Regions from separate parts of the Homo sapiens genome. Here region 2 is linked to region 1. The links are chromatin loops, found by intact Hi-C in ENCODE. Cell type or tissue: ascending aorta. All regions are shown on one strand.

Evidence for each region. A loop is a pair of places that touch in the nucleus more often than their neighbours do. Peaks named below come from ENCODE experiments on the same cell type or tissue, not always from the same donor. Only the 100,000 strongest peaks of a DNase experiment are listed, where the experiment ranks them.
Region 2: it touches region 1 in a loop (8-fold over the local background); 2 of 110 quality-filtered maps call a loop at or near these places.

The regions. Positions count from the first base shown.
Region 1 is chr6:148,527,392-148,529,891 of GRCh38, forward strand. SASH1 (SAM and SH3 domain containing 1) reads left to right here. Exons shown (of 20, transcript NM_015278.5): 12 at 62-205. Among named protein-coding and RNA genes, the nearest start is that of SASH1, 190 kb to the left of the region's middle. In ascending aorta, a CTCF peak has its summit at 1,046 (motif pointing left); no DNase peak of the experiment used is centred here; H3K27ac peaks cover 2,270 bases.
Region 2 is chr6:148,241,337-148,243,836 of GRCh38, forward strand. It overlaps a transcript of SASH1 not described here. Among named protein-coding and RNA genes, the nearest start is that of SASH1, 100 kb to the right of the region's middle. In ascending aorta, no CTCF peak of the experiment used is centred here; a DNase peak (open chromatin) is centred at 1,013; H3K4me3 peaks cover 546 bases; H3K27ac peaks cover 2,150 bases.

The sequences.
Region 1 (2,500 bases):
ATAATAAAACCTGTTCTTCATTTTCTGCGACCAACAATACTTGCAACATTTTGTTTTACAGGGTAAAGAAGGAGACTTTGTGTACAAAGAAGTCATCAAATCACCTACTGCCTCTCGCATCTCTCTTGGGAAAAAGGTGAAATCAGTGAAAGAGACGATGAGAAAGAGAATGTCTAAAAAATACAGCAGCTCTGTCTCTGAGCAGGTATGCAGCTACCTGGTAGAATGTTCCCTTGGTTCTTCCTGACAAGAAAAGCTGAGAATGGCCCTTCTGAGATTTTAAATGGTGCTAAATACACATACTCCTTGGCATTAACCTGCTCCAAGTCCGTGCTTTATTTACGTAGAGAAACACTGAATTCAACACACGTTTATTAAGCACTTTGGGCTGCTCAGCACCGTGCTTGGTGCTGGGAATACAAAATACAGAACTTGCCTTCTGTGTACAGACAAGAGAGACAGACATGTAAAGAAATGGTTATTCTTCAGTGCACTAAGCGTTGTAAATTTGAATACAAAGGAAGGATTTTATTTTCTAAACTATGCCTTGCTACAAAATGGATGTTACCTGAATCAAACCTAAAGCTTTTTTTTTTTGGGGGGGGGGGTGGCAGTAGACTTGTCGATCATAGCATAAGTTGTTCTAGAAGCACATAGCCAGTCTAAGAAATAAACTCAAAGTTCTTCCTGGGTACCAGGCTTTGGTAATAATGTTTCAGAGAGGGGTGTTTTCCCTCATTTGCCTTATCTGTAGCCATGAAGGAAGGTATCATAGAATTGATTTTTCCCCCCTGGATCTATAATTTCATTGCTAGAGAAATGACTGTTTCTGTCTAAATTGCATGGGTGGAGGGAGTAAAGATAGTTGGAGAGCTGGGCCTCAAGGTAATTATGACCATTCAATTTTCAAGACACTCTCCTCCAGCACCTGTATAGCACTCATTTTGTAGCCTGTTGAAGTTCCTGTGTATGAGCTGGTTGTCTGCTTGAAATATGTAGGTAATGCACTTTATCTACCAAATAAAAACAGCAGGAAAAGCAGACATTTTTGCTCAGCTGCTGCTCTCTGGTGGGCACAGTGAGCTAAAACCAAGCATCGCCCCTATGCGAATGACCGAACGTCACCAGCCTGCCACCCACCTCACTTGATTCAAACAAAGCCTGCACAGCAGCTTCAGTTGATTACAGTGGTTCTCACGGGGAAGGGGTGAGAGGCTATCATTTTGCTCCCCCATGGACTCCAGGGCAATGTCTTTCAATGGTCAGACTGGGTTGAGGTGAAGTGGAGTGGATATTGCTGGCATCTAGGGCAGCAGTGCCCAATCTTTTTGCACCAGGGACTGGTTTCGTGGAAGGCAATTTTTCCACGGAGCTGGTGTAGGTGGTGGTTTCAGGATGATTCACATGCATTACATTTATTGTTCACTTCATTTCTATTGTTATTACATTGTAATATATAATGAAATAATTATACAACTCACCATAATGTAGAATCAGTGGGAGCCCTGAGCTTGTTTTCCTGCAACTAGATGATCCCATCTGGGGATGATGGGAGACAGTGACAGATCATCAGGCATTAGATTCTCATAAACAGCGTGCAACCTAGATGCCTCGTGTGCACAATTCACAATAGGATTCGTGCTCCTACGAGAATCTAATACCGCCGCTGATCTGACAGGAGGTGGAGCTCAGACAGTAATGCGGGTAATGGAGAGTGGCTGTGAAAACAGATGAAGCTTGGCCTGCTCACCCGCCACTCACCTCCTGCTGTACGGCCCACTTCTTAACAGGCCACAGACGGGTTCTGGTCCGTGGCCCGGGAGTTGGAGAATGCTGATCTAGAGGATAGAGGCCAGGGACGCTGCCAAACATCTTAGCATGCACAGGACGGTCTGCACAGCAAAGAGCTGTCCATCAAAATGATCAGTGCTCAGGCTGAGAAACCGTGGCTTGTTAGACCTGCAGGAGATAGATGTCTGGACTGCCTTCAGCATGTCTTATCCATGATTTTTTTTCTTTATTCTTTTCATTCTCTTGTCCTTGTGGGTGACGGAGTGATAGTGATTCTATATTTCTTCCCAGCAATGAAGCAGTCAGCATGCTAGTGAGAGCATGCTACTAATTGAAAGCATTTTATTAAGTTTGCTTTTCCCCAAGATAGATTGAAACAGCCACTAAAACTCTTAAGCTTTACGTTCACAGAGGTTTTCTGCTTTATGAATCAGAAGCATAGAATTTTAATGTCATTTTGGCATTTTTCAATAATTTTACTACCATATAGCAATCTTATGTGCTTAGTTCTGTTTTTTTAAAGCAGCCATTTCACATAAGTTAAGGAATAAAAGAAACAACTGATCATTATAAATTTTCTGTAAAGCAAAAATAATGGAAGGTTTTATGTGGTTGTTTTTTTTTTGTTTTTGTTTTTGTTTTGAGACGGAGTGTCACTCTGTCACCCAGGCTGGAGTGCAATGGTGTGGCCTCGGCTTACTGCAACCTC
Region 2 (2,500 bases), 290 kb before region 1:
ACATATTAAGAACTCTAACAAGCCAAATGCCTCCAAGCAAGTGGGCACATACAAGTGCTGAAGTCATACATTTTGCAGTTGTACATCTAGAATTGTCTTAAAATACATGCATTGAGATGAGAACTCCTAGGCAAATGGCATCTCCTCTTGCTTTTAAAACTTGAGATTTATAGACCCCTTGAATTGTGTCTAAGAAATTCATAGCAATATGCCCATTGTAAAGTCTCAGGGTACCCATTTATATTCTGTATAAATATTTAAACAGAGAATTTGAACACAGATAGTCATCAGAAATGAAGCGAGCTGCAATATCATATAGCTGCATAAAGCAGTAAAACTTCATAGTTAAGAGGGCAGGTTCTGGAGCCACGCAATTGGGGTTCAAATCTCTGTTCTGACATTTATTAGCTCTGTGACCTTGGGAAGTTGACTTAACTCCTTCACGCTTCAACCTTCTTATCTGGGCATGGGGCTAATTCCAGTACCCACCTCGTATGACTGTTGTAGGGATTCCAGTAGATCATACATTTGTATCAATTACCTCTATTACTGGCACAGCAGCAAGCGTTCACTAAATGTTAAATGTTATTTTAATAACCTGAGAATTGGGTCAAAAATGAAGAGCATGAGACCCCCATCCATGAATTATTACTTTGATCTTCTTATGATTTCATATCTGATAGAAAGAGGTAAACAAAATGGTCATGAATGATCTTTGTTAGTTTCTTGGTGCCTTAGTTGTTTCCACACACGGACATCGTAAGATAATGTAGGACTATTCAGGATTAACTGTAGTCAACCAGTCTCTTGCTATTTACATGCAACTAACAAGCAAATGGTGAGGACTTGACTAGTAGTGCTAAGGGATCATTTTCCTTGTGTAAGTAACAAGCTAAAATAAAGTCATTGTGATTCAGAGAAACAGAAAGGGTGGGAAAATATGTGAACGACTTCTCCATTCCAGTGGGAACCTGGATGGAAACCCTCTTTTTGGAAGCCAAGAAGGCAAAGTTCCATTTTTTCTTGGCAAGGCACTTTACGAGACTCTGAGTGTCTTTGGACTCTGTATTTTGGTAGCTTGGAATTAGCCTGGGAACACTTTCATGCCCAAGTGATTTGAGAATCTCTCCCTTAATAACAAAGACTCCAATTTCTAGTGTTCAATCTTTCTCAAGGCCAAGTAAAGCGTCCGTTTGCATCTGTTTCAAGTCCCCTTTCACTTGCTTTTCACACCTCAATGTTTATCACAGCTTTCAAAGAAAGCACGTTTATCATTCACAAGGTTATTTACAAGTTAAGAGATGACCTCAATATTCCATTGTAGTTCTTTCAAAAAGGGTAGCTGCCACTATAACAAATACATATCGCAATTTATTCTGATCTCTTCTCTGGTGGAATATACTATGGGGGCCTCAGGGTCCCTTATGCCGTTGGTTCATCTACAGATAGACACTATTTTTTTAGGATTCTTTTTCTCTATGAACTAGCCCAAGCCAAAAAAGGGAAAATCATTTCTTCCTTAAGGACCATGGGCTCTGGCTCTATGCTGGGTAAATCTGTGTTCTCCAGTTTATTGGCACTCAATATGTGATTTTTTTTTTAACTCTTACTAATGGTATAAATCCCATAGGTTGGCTACCTCTAAAAACAGGATGTTTTGGCTGGCTGATTGTATGGGAGAATTAGAATTCCATGTTGGGTAGGTACAGTGGCTCCCGCCTGTAATCCCAGCACTTTGGGAGGCTGAGACAGGCGAGTCACTTGAGGTCAGGAGTTTGAAACCAGCCTCACCAACATGGCGAAAACCCATCTCTACTAACAATACAAAAATTGGCCAGGCACGGTGGCTCATGCCTGTAATCCCAGCACTTTGGGAGGCCAAGGCGGACAGATCACCTGAGGTCGGGAGTTCAAGACCGGCCTGACCAACATGGAGAAACCCCGTCTTTACTAAAAATACAAAATTAACTGGGTGTGGTGGCTCATGCCTGTAATCCCAGCTACTCGGGAGGCTGAGGCAGGAGAATCGCTTGAACCTGGGAGGTGGAGGTTGAGGTGAGCCAAGATAGTGCCATTGCACTCCAGCCTGGGCAACAAGAGCAAAATTCCATCTAAATAATAATAATAATAATAATAATAATAATAGTAAAACAAAAATTAGCCAGGTGTGGTGGCATGTGCCTGTAATCCCAGCTACTCAGGAGGCTGAGGCAGGAGAATCGCTTAAACCCAGGAGGTGGAGGTTGCAGAGAGCCAAGATCACGCCACTGTGCTCCAGTCTGGGCAAACAGAGTAAAACTGTGAAACTGTGTCTCAAAAAAAAAAAAAAAAAAAAAAAAAAAGAATTCAATGTGATCAGGAAACTTGAAATCCTGCTTTAAAGTTGGACTTCCACCTTTAGCTCCCTAAACAAACGTGACAGTCATTATTGAGCTTTATAAACGTGTTAGTAATTGGGAGACTATGGAAATGAGGAATGGCCAGTTTTATGTTTTAGAGA